Regions from separate parts of the Homo sapiens genome. Here regions 2 and 3 are each linked to region 1. Evidence: chromatin contacts called from ENCODE Hi-C or POLR2A ChIA-PET data. All regions are on one chromosome and are shown on one strand. The core of a region is the stretch at or near the end of the contact, and the rest is flanking DNA. Distances in the headings are between cores, read along the strand shown.

What was found. Hi-C counts contacts between places; a loop is a spot of excess contacts on that map. ChIA-PET counts read pairs that join two places held with the same protein, here RNA polymerase II (POLR2A). Pooled maps may share reads with other maps.
Region 2: a map of PC-3 shows a loop between it and region 1 (8-fold over the local background). The contact joins two enhancer-like sites. A Hi-C loop is called at or near these places in 4 of 168 maps with a recorded cell type or tissue (HCT116, IMR-90, PC-3 and 1 more) and 3 of 50 pooled maps. POLR2A ChIA-PET finds 5 or more read pairs at or near these places in 1 of 52 experiments (Panc1).
Region 3: a map of endothelial cell of umbilical vein shows a loop between it and region 1 (9-fold over the local background). The contact joins two enhancer-like sites. A Hi-C loop is called at or near these places in 9 of 168 maps with a recorded cell type or tissue (CD14-positive monocyte, Calu3, HCT116 and 6 more) and 4 of 50 pooled maps. POLR2A ChIA-PET finds 5 or more read pairs at or near these places in 3 of 52 experiments (A673, activated CD4-positive, alpha-beta T cell and activated T-cell).

What each region holds. Positions count from the first base shown.
Region 1 is chr1:84,363,440-84,368,417 of GRCh38, forward strand. It overlaps the pseudogene UOX. Among named protein-coding and RNA genes, the nearest start is that of DNASE2B, 33 kb to the right of the region's middle. RefSeq lists an enhancer at 1,720-2,919. Within about 2 kb of position 2,357, at least 6 of the 41 ENCODE cell types and tissues checked have a DNase peak (open chromatin) inside an H3K27ac peak, as active enhancers do; they include HCT116, PC-3 and endothelial cell of umbilical vein, where a contact is called at or near this core.
Region 2 is chr1:84,244,505-84,249,482 of GRCh38, forward strand. It overlaps the pseudogene NEDD8P1. Among named protein-coding and RNA genes, the nearest start is that of SAMD13, 55 kb to the right of the region's middle. Within about 2 kb of position 3,052, at least 6 of the 41 ENCODE cell types and tissues checked have a DNase peak (open chromatin) inside an H3K27ac peak, as active enhancers do; they include HCT116 and PC-3, where a contact is called at or near this core.
Region 3 is chr1:84,430,997-84,435,974 of GRCh38, forward strand. No RefSeq gene overlaps it. Among named protein-coding and RNA genes, the nearest start is that of DNASE2B, 35 kb to the left of the region's middle. Within about 2 kb of position 2,440, at least 12 of the 41 ENCODE cell types and tissues checked have a DNase peak (open chromatin) inside an H3K27ac peak, as active enhancers do; they include HCT116, PC-3 and endothelial cell of umbilical vein, where a contact is called at or near this core.

The sequences.
Region 1 (4,978 bases), core at 1,107-3,606:
TGAAAATTTCACATACTACAGGCTTTCCTGCCACATACCTGGGATATAACATCCAATAGCTCATTTGCAATCTATTGCAGTAAATGTGCTAAGAGCTAAGGAGAAGCAAAATGCACATATGTATAAATGGGCCACAATTTCTAAGGATTCTGCTCTAACATGGGTTTCTTCTCTGAAGCAAATACAGTGTTTCTAAAACTTACAAGAATAAGAGAACATCAAGTAAGAAAGGCCTAATTAAGTCGGGGTTTTTGTTTTGTTTTGTCTTGTTTTGTTTTTGAAAAGTCATGTTAGACTCTTTCCTCTTGGAACAGAATTGACAAATTAGCACAGGAATAAAATGTACCAGTCATTTGACCATGTAAGTTACATAATGTAGAAGCACATTTTGTGACGTGAGTATTCAATGTAGCACAACACTTTCCTCATCAAATTATTTCATTGTTCTTATCCCACGTTATTTTCCAAGCAGGCGCTTGCTTGTGAATGGCCTCCAACATCTTGTAGGGTTTGCTGCTCTGAACACCTCCCATCTCTTGCCTGACCCGGAGGCCAATGACAGCTTTTCTATGTGGGCCTAATAACAAACGAAAAGAAGACAGGACATTTATTACATTCAACACACACGTATATTGAAATTTCTGTGTCAGGCCAAATACTACCATAGCACTTTACAAGCATTAACCCATTTAATCCTCAAAAGACCTATAAGGTAGGTTCTCTTTTCACCTCCATTTTACAGATGAAGAAACTTGTCTTATATTTACTGAGAGGTGGAGCCAGGATTTAAATGAGTGTGCAATTAACCACTATACCATGCAACCTTAAGTAGCAGTATCATAAAGGTGAATGAAGCCGTATTAACAAATAATACTAAGGGCTCATATGAAAGCAATTCTTAAAAATGGAGATTTGATTTTATTTTTTAAATGAAGATTTTTTAAAATGGAAAAGGTTACCCAGAATGTTAACGTGGACAAGTTTTCATCATGGGTTTCTAAAGCTGTAATTTGTGAAGCTTTATTACATGTATACAATGGTAGTGTTAGTCAATTGATATAATCAGCCCTCAAATCTGTAAACATCTTTAAATCATCAACTATATTTGTTTCTCTGGCTATAAAAGGAATAATTGTTCATATTTGGAAGATTCAGAAAAGTACATGGTGAAAAATGAAAATCACTCATAATCTCATCATCCAGAAATTGTCATTGCTGATATTTTCACATCTATACTCTCTAGTCTTCTTTCTAAATGTACATCCACCCATCTGTATATTGGCTTAACATTTATTAAATGTGACGTTTTGTGCACATAAGGGATGCATTATTCAAAGAAAATTTCTACTCTTTTTCAGTACCCTCATATGTACTAAATATTCTCTAAGGATTGAAAAAGTTTAAAATCAAACATTAAGATCACAGAAGTACTATCAGAGTGGAAATAAATAATCAATGATACATATGCTAGAGCATTCTTAAAATCAAATATTCAGTCAAATGAAGTAACAATGGTGATATTTTTCAATATAATTTTATTTCATTTTCTGCATTACTTAGAAGCATCAGTAGGATGAAAACAATATTTGTTTCTTAAACCTGTGCACAAATTAATTGATGTGACACACTCATTAATTCATGATTATTTTCTTAATGAATTGATTCTAAAGCTTCTCCAAGATAGGAAGGCATAAGATAACCAAAAAGAAATATTGATTTATAACTGTTCTAATACTGCTCAGCATTTTTAAAGTAAATTATAGCCATAAAGCCTGTTATAATTACTAATAAGGTAATCCACAGAATGCCTTGCTGAGCTAGGTGTAGAAGAAATAAACTGTTTCATATTGGAGGAAAGTGAACACTATAAATCAATATACTAGTGTGAAATTTTGCATGGCTACATGCTATCATCTCCAGCATCACAAATGACTTAAGGAATTCCTCAGCTGAGAGTGGACTCCTATTGGTGGCCACAATGTCACAGTCTTGAAGACAACTTCCTCTTGACTGTACCAGTAATTTTTCCATATGGATTGTCTAATGGCAGCAAGACCTGTAGAAAAACCACATGGTAATTTAAAGGACATTAAAATAGCCCTCTCCTCCTTTCTATGACTCAATATTAAAAACAAAAACAACAACTTACTAAACAGGAAAATGTGTATGTCCTCCACTAAAGTTACTTCAAGCATGGTAATGCCTTATTATTCTGGCAATAGTTGAGAGATGAGTCAATTTCCTAGAAAATTTAAAAGCTTTTGAAAAATGTTAATCATTGAGATATAAATGTTTCTAAGATGCATTCCATATCCCTGCTTTGTAAATGCAGTGTATTGAACACAATTGACCTTTCCTTGGTGACTCACCTCATCCATGAGTCATTGTCCAATGCTGTAAGATCACCATGGCCTCAGAAGTGTCTGAGGTCTGCAGGGCTGTTCACTCAATTCTAAATGGCTCCAGATAGCGGTGCTTTTAGAGTTCTTCCACCCTCCCACCCTGTCATTTGTCACTTCTCTGCTAGTGTTAATGTGTCCAACTTCCTGTTTCTCATGTGTTATGTTCACTTTGTACACATCTGCTGGGTGAGAGTCCAAGAGTGGCTCCAGACATCCTCAAAGTACAGACGCAAGGACAGCTTGTTCAGCCACTCAGGTGCCTTTATGTAGAGCCCTGACCCAAAGGAACTTAGGCCTTCCTGACTCCAAGTCCCCAGCTGGGCTCCATGAGGGAGCTGCAAGTCTGACTTCCTAGAGGGAAGAACCCTGTGGGCGCAGCCCCCCAGCATGCTGGGATTAGTGCAGACCTGAGGTGTCGGGGGCCCTCAGGAGCCCTCCTCTCTCTGCCTGGGGTCCTGAGCTAAGCACTGCTTGAGCCATGACACCTGATCCTTTTTTCTATGTAGGGTCCATTTGTTTTGCCTCTGGTGGACTTGGCCAGGATTACTTTCAGGTCGCTCTCCTGCCCGTTAGAAGGCTTTAAAAAGGCTTCAGATTCTAATTAATGGCATTCTGGTAGCCATGTCCTTTCCTTCCTCTAAAGTAAATACTGCTGCCTCTCCTTGTGGCTGGATGTACAGCATGTGGGACCAAGGTAAGGGCAGCTCTGCTTCCCAGAGAACTGGAACTGAATCCCTGGAGGTTTTCAGAATCTAGATCACCTTTGCCAGGCACCTAAGCATGACCTTTGTTTCCAGATGCGACTCCCGAGCCTCCACCTGCAGCTGATGGTGGTCAAAGCCTGCTAGAGGCCACTCACATTACTTGCAAAACAGAAAGGAGGTACCTGGCCCGAAGGATTGTGAGGCTTCTGGGCCATCAGGTGCAGAATGTGGGACCTTTAACCCCTTCATTATCCCTTATCCGCCAAAGGATATGAGTCTATGGGAGCAGAGCCATGCTAATAGATGGCTCCTTCCCTATCTTACTCCCCAACACATACTAAAAGAAGTTACTCGAAACAATGTTTTCTAGTTAATAGGAATGTGTGGGGAGCTGGAGCAAATTGAGAAATCTTATTTTGAATGTGGTCCAAGAGGGAAGAATGGTTCTGATCTCCCAAGAACTGACCACACCAACCCACCAGTCAGTACTTCAGGCTGTCTAGTCAGACACACTGAGTGGTTTAACATTCTGCCATGGCTTAAAAAAAAAAAACAAAAAAACAAAAAAACAGGAGAAGTGTTTCTCCAAGACAAAGGGTTGTTTTCAAAAAATTAATTTCCACATCTTACCTCTGTAATTGCAATTAGAAACATAAATACTCTTCCATGTTTTCCTGTGTGTATTTTATGCCACTGAATTGACTAGTTAATCAAAAGGTAGGAATGATGGAAGAAAGTGAAAATAGAATCTTTTTTTCTCCTCATTGCCTCATGATGGAAGAATAATGAAGCTGTGTCCTTGCATGGCACTTTCAGAGAAGCAGATCTCAAAGCTGTTTCCTTGGGCACACTCTGTTCCTTCTCTGTCTTTCTCTCTTGGACTTCCAACCTTCTATAATCACTCATCCACTTCGAAGGCACTCCAACCTCAGGCATTGAAAGGCCCAGAATTGAAGAGGGCTGTAATCACTGGCAACTATAAATATTCCCCAAAGCAACAGTTGCTTAAGAGTTTTATTCAGTGACATTATCATCCCAGGCTCATAAAGGGGCAAAAGGGGGTGGGACAGAGATGTGCTTTAAATATATTTAAAGTTCTCTTACCTCTTACCTCTTCCTTGTTGATCAGACCCATTTTGGACATGTCTATGTTGAAGTAGTGAATGTTTGGCAGGCTGATTTCCATATCTTCTATCTGGAAACCACAGTGGTATGCATCACATTAGGAGCTGCGAGCCTCCATCTCCGTCACTCCAGCTACCCTCACCTCCCCTAACCTCGCACCCATTACTCAGGTTCTCTCTCTGACTTGGAGACACCCTCTGATGTTCCTCCACTGCCCGACACTGTTCTCTCCTGCTAGTTCTGTGATTAGATGGTGGGTCTGCTCTTCTCCCCTCAGTGTACAAAATCTGTTTCTCTGAAAAGAAAGGGCTCCTCGGGTCAGAAACCTGGGAGACCTCTTCAACATCCAACTGGCCTCCAGGTACTGGTCAGTCAACCTTCTAAATTCCTCCTCATTCCACTCCTTCCTTTCCAGGCCTGTATCTAACATTTATAGGCCCTGCAGTAAGAGTATAATTGGAGACCCACATACCAAAGGTATAAAAACTTTAAAGTTCTATTAATCAAGCCAAAATTTTTTTAAGTGAAATATGTTCTACTCTTCTAACTTGACAAATATACCCTTCATAACAACCTGGAAGGCCAAGCATTAATTTAAAATTCTCTAACTGTGATTGCAATTAGAAACATAAATACTCTTTCATGTTTTCCTGTGTGTATTTTATGCCACTGAATTGACTAGTTAATCAAAAGGTAGGAATGATGGAAGAAAGTGAAAATAGAATCTTTTTTTCTCCTCATTGCCTG
Region 2 (4,978 bases), core at 1,802-4,301, 120 kb before region 1:
TTACAAGATTTTAGGTGGTTCAGTCCTTCACCTGGTGTTGGCTCTGAGAGGAGGAGGTGGTCTTAGGCAGTGATGGACCCTCCATTTTACCTCCCTACCCTGTCGCTCGTAATGAGGCATCATATATCCTCTCACTCTCTGGGACACCAGAGCCACTGCCCCCTCCCTTGGATGCCCAGTAATGTATGTCTACTGGTGGGAGACTGTGAGGACACCAGGATTCAGTATTCCTGGCCCAGAGGGCCCTTGCTGACTATTGGATGTTAGTTTGGAGTCCTGTGTGCTTCTCTCTCTTATGGCTGTGTCCCTGGTTGTCAATAAAATATTTCCTGGCCTCCTGGAAAAAAAAAAAAAATTAGTGCTATCTAGTTAGGTACCTCTCTACCTCTCTACCCTTCTGTCTCAATATGTGCACCGAGAATAGTGTAATAATGTTATCAATGGTATGAGATTTGAGGTTATTTCCTAATTCTTCCCTTATACCTTGTTGAGTTGTTTGCATTCTTTGTAATGATAAAGTAATTAATCAAAGATAAAAATAAACACGCCCAATAACAGAGCATTGATTTAATACATTTTTTTTAGATCATCAATCTTGTAAGAGTCCTACTCTTAACAAGCCATTTTCACCAGAGTTCAGTCTTAAGAAATCTTGATTCTTTAATTTCTTTTTTTTTTTTTTTTTTTTTTTTTGAGACAGAGTCTCGCTCTGTCACCCAGGCTGGAGTGCAGTGGTACAATTTCGGCTCACTGCAACCTCGTACTCCCAGGATCAATTGATTCTCCTGCCTCAGCCTCCCAAGTAGCTGGGATTACAGGCATATGCCAACACTCCTGGCTAATTTTTTTGTATTTTTAATAGAGATGGGGTTTCACCATGTTGGCCAGGCTGGTTTCGAACTCCTGACCTCAGGTGATCCATCCTCCTCAGCGTCCCTAAATGCTAAGGTTGCAAGCGTGAGCCACCGCACCCAGCCTGATCCTTTAATTTCAAGATGGAAAATGTGATACTACATCATCAATATGCTTTTGTGCAAGCCACCAGATGTCACTAAAATGGCTTCTCTAGCATTATTATTGCCATGAAGAAATGTTTCCTCTCATTCTTCATATCTCAAACTCGTGAGAACCCTTTCTTTTAACAGCCAGACCACCGTCATGTGAGGGAAAAAAAAAACCCTCTTATCTTCACTGCCAATTTCTTCACCACAATATGCTAAAAACACGTAATCAACACAACCAACTTTTTATTAAAGTTTTTACTATTTTTTAAATAGTGAGTCAAAGTCAGGAAGCACATGGCTGAGTTGGACTGTTTTCTGTCAATAAATCATGTGGTTAATTGGACATCCAAAAAAAAGCCTCTTTTATTCAAGTAGCAATGTCCTTCTTTGTCACTTACTTATCTGTTGATAACCTTATTCCTGTTTATACCATGGTTCAGAAAATAATCACTAACCAAACAGAAGTTTTTTTCCATGTGATAAAAAGCTGCTGAGTGTTTTTCCTTCATATATCACCAGCTCCTAAAATCCAATTCAGAATCTACTCATCAGCCATCTTACCTAGCTTTAAGGTAAAAATACATTGCTCTAGATTATATGCCACTGATAAGCTTTTTCTAATTTTGCTTTCCCTCCATAGATATCACTTGTCAGTTATTTGGGACTGGTTTTACAGATTTCCTAATAATAGTGTGTCCAGTACTGATTTTTGCTAAGGAGTTAGACTTTGAATCGTGCTTTTGTACTTCTGGAATTGATAGTGATCAAACACACTCTCCCTAGCAAGTGGCGGACCACACAATGAAAAGTCGTTTTTGCAAAAACAGAACAGCAGCTGACTCTCATAACCAGGAAGGCTGAGGAGGGACTTCTGTCCAATAAGATCTAAAAGATCAGAAGATATAATCAGAACTCTGCCTTTCTCTCTCCACCTCTGGGCCATGCTTTCCTCAGAATTGACTTCATCCTCAATAAGCACTCTCCATGGGGCAGAAAATGAAACCACCAGCTACTCCAGACTCACACTTTCAAAAGAGTTTTGGTCCCAGTTAAAGGAGAAGGAAGTCTCCTGCACTATATCAAGCCCGAAAAGGGACTCTGATTGTCCAGCCTGGGTCAGAGCCTGCTTCTGTGGCTGGACAAAGAGAAATACATGATTGAAAGCCTCATCAGAATTATGTGCATTGGGAGAGGGGTAGTCCTCCAAAGAAAGATGTGCTGGTCAGACAAGAAAATAGCCGATGTTCACTAAAATCTCTTCTTCACCTTTAAAAATAAAACCCAACAATTTTGTATAGAAAATAATTATTTTAAAATAAAATAATTATTTCCTGTTGTTTTGGGAAAACTTTATGGGTTGATGAGGGTGATAGATGTAACATTTCACTGATACCATACCACTTGTTAAGAAATTATCCTAATAAACAACATGATGGATGAGAAGCAAATAATTGCCCAATCCTACAAGATCTTGCTCTCAAATATTTATGACTTTTTCCTCCTCCTCCCACTTTTATTTTTCTACCACTTGTGAGAAATCATGAAACTCAAAGATTTGTTTCTCCTAATACATAGATTCAAAATTAATATTCTCAATAGAATCAGCTTCACAATTTAGGATTTAAAAATTATTATGAGTTAAAAGTATCAATTTCATTATATTCATCACCACTTTTATCTTTTAATAAAAATTTTGAAGACTTTTTAACAATAAGACATTTAACAATAACGTAATTAATGTGAAATATTATTCAAAACAAACTATACTTTGTTAAGTGAATGTTATTTTAGGGAAAATGACTAAACACTTGTGGGACATTATGGCAGTTCTAAACTTGTTTGCAGATTCTTTGACATTCCTCCTATTGAGAAGAGGGGACATTTCTCCTATTTTCCCTCCCTTTGAACGTGTGCTTACCTTGTTGACTTACTTCTAACCCATATAGTGCAGGAGAAGCAATAGTGTGACTTATAAAAGCTGGGTCATAAAAGAATAATACAGCTTCAACCTTGTTTACTGAGATACTCTAATTCGGAGATCTGAGTCACCATACAAGAAGTTCAACTATCGTGCTTACGTCAGCAGCACATATACTAAAACTGAAAGAAGTTCAACTATCGTGAAGCACAATGCTGTGAGAAAGCCCAGGCCAAACGTAGAAGCCGTACATAGTATTCACAGCAGTAGTATCTTCATGTGAAATCTGAACCAATGGCCAGCATATGTAAAGATTCCTCCAGATGATACCAGCCCCATCCGTTGAGTCACCCCCAGTGGTCAGTGATCCCAGCTGAGGCCTCAGGCATCCTGGGGCAGAGATAAGCCATTTCTTTTGTTACCTGTTTAAATTTGCGATCCATGAAATTTCTAAACATCAAAAACTGATTGTTTTAAGAGGCTAAAGTTTAGAGTAATTTGCTAGGCAGCAATAGATAAGTGGAACAGATATGCCGAACTGTTAAGCATGTAATGGGTAAAATGACAGTAAAATTCTGTTGTGTACACATCAGCTGGGCAAAAACTGAACAGCCTAATGATATAACTATAGCAAAGACGTGGAGCAATCAAAAAAAGCTCTCATACGCTGCATTGGAAATGTAAATTGGTCAACCATTTTAAAAGGAAAACTTGGCAAAATCTAGTATTAATAACATTGCCTAAGCACATGTCCTGTGACCACATGTTTCACTTATAGAAATATAGCCTAGGAAAACTCATTTGTCTACTAGGAGATAGGTATTTAAAATGTTCTTTGCAAAATTATTTGTAGTAGCAAAAAATTGGAAGCAATCTAAGTAGCCATGGAAATGAAAATGAATAAATAAGTAGAGGTAAATTTACATGATTAAATTATATACAGGTGAGAAAATAATGAATTAGACCTACAAACATCAATATGGATAAACTTCAGAAGTATAATGCTGAATGGAAAAAAGATAATTGCAGAAAATTTTCTAAATATACAGTTTATGTAAAGTTTGATTTCTTATGAAATAAGACTATTATTATTACTATAATATTTAAGGATATACATATATGTAGCAGCATAGTGGTTAATTAATTGCAAAGATTATGAAGCCAAACTAACTGGGTTCAAATTGTACATGAACACCAACTGTGTGTCTGTGGAAGAGTTACTTAATCTCTATGGACTCTTCTCACCAGCAAAATGGACCAGCCTAACCAACGTGGTGAAACTCCGTCTCTACTAAAACCACAAAAATTAGCTGGGCCTGGGGGTGGATGCCTGTAATCCCAGCTACTCAGGAGGCTGAGACAGGAGAATCACTTGAACCCGGGAGGCGGAGGTTGCAGTGAGCCGATATCGCACCATTGCACTCCAGCCTGGGCGAAGAGAGTGAACTCCGTCTCAAAAAAAAAAAAAGGGAATAATAATAATAATAATAATTATACCTATCTTATAGAAGATATAAGAAGTTAGCATTTTTAAAGCTCTTGCAAGAGTGCCTGGAACATTAAAGTGCTCCTTTGGCTAATATTGTAAATTGAAAAATTAAAAGAAGTGCATGGAAATGATAAACACCAAATGAAGGGTAATGGTTACCTATAGGGTGGAGAAAAGAAAAGAAATGGAGATGAAACTCAGGAGCTGGGGGCACAGGAATTATCCTGTGTATTATTCTATTTTATTTTATTATTAGTGCTTCCTTTCTTAACCCGGATGACACATATAAGGATGTTAATTGTATTTGTGTACATTTCTGTGTACCTTAAATATTTCATAATAATTATTGAAAACAACAAGGACTATGAGATTTCTGGGAAAATCTTAACCAAATGATCATATTAAATCTAAAAAATGACACTTCTGGACTGAGACAATGTGGAAATGCTTCTATCAATAAATAAAAACATAGAAATGCTGGGCAAAACAGAACAACAGCTCAAATGCTCAGAAATTTTCAAAAAAAAAATAAAGAAAATTTCCAGGTGCTATAAGTGAAAGGGGTAC
Region 3 (4,978 bases), core at 1,190-3,689, 68 kb after region 1:
CACAGAAACTTGATGCCTTTAAAACATAATTTTTTTTTTTTTTGAGACTGAGTCTCACTCTGTCGCCCAGGCTGGAGTGCAGTGGCACTATCTCGGCTCACTGCAAGCTCCGCCTCCCGGGTTCACGCCATTCTCCTGCCTCAGCCTCCCGAGTAGCTGGGACTACATTTATCCAGGTTACCCCAAGTTGTTGCACTGAGAGTGTTGGCCTTCCATGGACTTCTACATTTTACCCAGAAGTGAAAGTCTCATACTCACACTTTAAAAAAAAAATCCCTTGTTATTCCTATCTCAATATTTTGTGCATAATACACAATAACTTGTCATGCGAGTTTTTAATTAATGAATAAAGAGATAATTGCCCCCAGTGAGATAGTAATATTTTACTATGAATTTAATGCTCACCGATAAACAAAATACCTTCAGTTCAAGAAAGAATGTGGGCCGGGCATGGTGGCTCACACCTGTAATCCCAGCACTTTGGGAGGCCAAGGTAGGTGGATCACTTGAGGTCAGGAGTTGGCCTGGCCAGCATGGTGAAACCCTGTCTCTACTAAAAATACAAAAAAATGAGGCAGGCGTGGTGGTGCATGCCTGTAATTTCAGCTACTCAGGAGGCTGAGGCAGAAGAATCGCTTGAACCCAGGCGGCAGAGGTTGCAGTGAGCTGAGATCGAGCCACTGCACTCCAGCCTGGTTGAGAGGGAGACTCACCTCAAAAAACAAAAAGAAAAAAAATGTGGTCCATATTCAATATTCATTTAATTCTTACAATACCTCTTATGTAGGAGTTCCGATAATGATCAGAAGGCTAGAGATAGCTACTATTTACTAAGTACTTATTATGTGCCAAGCACCATGCTAAGTATATATAAAAACTCATTTACATATATTTACATATATTAATTCATTTAAACCCTACAGTAAGCTGGAAGATAGGTATTTCTGTCTTCATTTTCACGAGGAAATCAAGGCTGGGAAAGGTTAAATGACTTGTCTAAGTGCTCAAAGCTGATTAATGGAAGAGCTGGGATTCAAACACAGTATGTCTAGTTCCCAGTCTAGATATTTTTCACTGTACTTCAGCTTTTTGTCAGGTATGATACCACAGTTGTCCTGTAGGATTTAATTAAAATACCTGGAATTCCCCAACTTATACCTTTCCTAAGTACTCCAAAAATATAAAATATAATTATGAAGGAGCTATCCCAAGATGATACTGAAAACACTTACAAGTGGGCAGATGGACTTGGTTGCCTCTTAACGGTAGAAATAGTTTTGCCTTATTTACCTGACATTACATTGCGTGGTCTCAGATTTGGATAGCAATAATAATTTTTAAGATGGATGATTATTTAGGATTAGGGATATGTCTGTAGCCATAGTATCGAGTAACCCTGAACCTCACAGGAATTAAACTTATTACTTGGAATTCATTAGCACCTCACTCTTAACCTCTGAGTTAACTAGCCACAGATCAAATAGATCAAATTGCACTTTATAATGGAATAATATATTATTAAAAATGAAAGCCATTCCATTTGTTTATTAAAAATTCATTACTTAAAAAAAAGGCCTAATGTCACATGTTAAATTATTTGTTGTCATTTGGAAAAAGAGAAAGATTTACTTAAAAAGAACGAGTCAGCCATTTTAGATCCTGAGTGAATAAAATGCATGTTTCTTTGGTGCCAACTAGATTTCCCCTTATTCATCTATTTCTCTTAAAATGCTTGTAGAAATATTTTGATGCAATGCTTCCATTCAGGGTACAAAGGAGATGAAAGAAAAATACTCTGGCAGAGTATTTAATCAGGTATATTATTAGATAAGGATAGCTTTAGTTAAAGCAGCATCTACAGATTAGAATTCCTTCTTTTTAAAATGTTCATGGAAAATAAGTGATATAAACTTCTCTTCACCAAATAAGAATTTTAGGAAATAAAAGATTATCAAAAGAGTCCTGGATTCTTTATTATTTCTGCCTGTAAGCTATTATTATTCTGTAAGTGGGGAAATTACTATAAACTGTCATACTTTCAGAAAGAATTGTCTTCACCTAAACACCTCCTTTATGTGTATAATTATAATATCTCTTATATATGTGTGTATATATATCTTACATATATATAAATATGTGGATTTAGCTACATACACACATATATACATATGTACACATAGGGTATATATGTACTATATATGCCTCTATAGCTTATATATGTCTGAATGTATATGAGCTAAGCTAGGTCTTTTGTGTAAATTATTATATAGACATTTCTTGATATTTCAAGATGCTTCCAAATCCATTTTATAATTTCCTCATCATAAAAGTGTGAGATGTTTATAAGAGAAGAAATCATGGTACAAAGAGTTAAGTTAAACGTTCTGTCCGAGATCACAGAGCAGAAGCCAGATGAGAGCCCGGTTGCCCGATGCTCCCTGTTGACGATGCTGCCACCCTCGCTTGATAGGCTTTGCTCCAGCTGAGTCTGAGAAGGACACCATGTCCCCATTTCAATTTCCTTGAATCAATTCACTCAAACAAAAGGTCACTTTAGACAGAAATCCAGTTTGACTGATTTCTCTCACTGTATTGACTAGTTTAAATAAAATGAGCAAATCAGTGTCTTTATTTCTGTGTCACACAGACATAGCCCATATACTAACCAGGTGCTGTAACACCAGCCTCCACGACACATTTAAAACCCTGTCTTCTGAATTAAATACCTTTCTCTCAAATTAGAAAGTGACTAAAAGGCAGGACAGAAAAAAAAAAAAAAAGATAGCTGATGACCCCTTCCTAAGCAAACATTTTTCAAATACAAAGGCTAAAAAAAAAAAGCTGTGTTTAAAAATTGCAACCACCAGGGAGCAAATGTATCGATCGTGTCATTATTTTTTTCCTCCTCGTTGCTAGGATGTGGTCTATATTAAAAGACAGTTGTTGCCTTGGTGAAAATCTTCCCGGAGCAAAGTGATAGTGCTCCCCCTGCTGACCAAGAAGTCCAGGATATTGTTTTCTTGTTTTGCTTTGTTTTGCTTTTTTTCAGTTTAAAACAAAATGAAAAGGGCAATTAGACATCTTTAGCAAATAACTTTGGGCTTTACCTGCAAAACTGTATTGCATTGCAAGAATATCAGAAACTTACTGAAATGATGCCTGAAATGTTCTTTCCTGCTACATATGAGACAAAAAGCAAATTCTGACCATGTGCCACTGCTTGAGGTTGTCTTTGTTTCTTCTCTCTCTCCTGCTCTTTTTTTTTTTTTTTTTTAAGAGTCTTGCTCTGTCGCCCAGGCTGGAGTACAGTAGCATGGTAGCATGATCTCGGCTTACTGCAACCTCAGTCTCCCGGGTTCAAGCAATTCTCCTGCCTCAGCCTCCCAAGTAGCTGGAACTACAGGTGTGCACCACCAGGCCCAGCTAATTTTTGTATTTTTAGTAGAGGCAGGGTTTCACCACGTTGGCCAGGCTTGTCTTGAACTCCTCACCTCAAGTCATCCACCCACCTTAGCCTCCCAAAGTGCTGAGATTACAGGCATGAGCCACCGCGCCCAGCCTGTTTTTTCTAACTCAGGGTGGGCCTGGTGACTCAGATCCTTCTCACCTTACTAATTATTTTGGGATGCCACTGAATTTTTGTAAAGGCCCAGGACAGGAAATTGCTTATAATATTAACTAGTGACTTTTACTAAGCACTAGTTACTTGTAATGAAGGAAAAGGAGAAAGAGAGAGAATTCCACAGAGGTCTTAAGTGTCTTGCACCTCAGGTTTTATTGAATGCATCTAACATTAAAGCTGAGAAGTGGTAGGAGTGGCCTGGTCAGCTTGTGGTGGGGCAGGTGAGCCCCACCGAATGTGAGGTGCCTGCAATTTATCCAGTTAGCTATTAGCAGAGGGAGTAGAGTTCAGGAGAAAGACTGGGGCATGGAGTTACCAATTTTTAAGTCATCAACCTATATGTTACAGTTGAAATCATGAGTATGCATGAGATCATCCTAAGAAAGAATGTAGAAAATGAAAAGACGATTGAGCATAGAAACTTGGGGAACATCACCAGCACTTGAAGAATAGGCAGAAGAGGAACCATTAATGGAAAAGTGAAACAGAAAGCTTAGAGATTTTGGAGAAAAACTAAGAGAAATTATTATTGGATTGAAGTCAAAGGAGAAGAAAATTTCAAGAAAGAAGTCAACAGTGTTAAAAACCAAAGACATGCCAAGAAGGATGAGAACTTCAAGAAACCACTGGCTTTGTTAAGAGGACCCTGGTCACCCCAAGAGAGTTTCAGTATGGTAGTGTGAAAATTGGGTGAAAGCCCAATTTTAGTGGCTCTTTAAATGATAAATGAGAAAGTGAAAGTAATGAGGACAAACGACACAATGAAGACATTTGGCAATAATCAAGAGAAGCAAGGTAGCACCCCGATGAGAGACTGACTGACTTGAACATGTTTGAAGGTTAATGAGGAAGAGCCAATGAAGAGGGAGAGACAAACAAGAGAAGAAATTATTGGTTCTACCAGATTCAAGAGAAGCTGGGAGGGAGGAAAGGAACAAGAGCACTAATTGAGTTTGGAAAAGAGTAAGAATACATTTTCTTCTTGGACAACTAGGAAGTAGGAAAGGAGGTACACGTGACTTTTGAATGGTGGAGGATGATTTTAGGAAGATAGCATGGAGATGAGGGCAAAGAGAGACAAAGATTGCATGCTACAGCAGTTGTTATTGAAGGAAAGGAAGATCAAACCAACTAAAAATGTGTAAAAGCTTCTCGAGGCAGTATAAAGGGAACAGTAAAACAAGAAATATAAAACTAAAAGAGATGAACATTGGTGTGGTTGAGCACTTTTCTCCAGCAGCAACAGGTAAACCAAAGGTGAGAGAAAAAAAAAACTAGTAATTGGGTAGATTCAGAGTTATAGATTGCCATGGCCAATGGAGCAGACAAAAGAGCAGTATCCTGGTGAGATGGCAG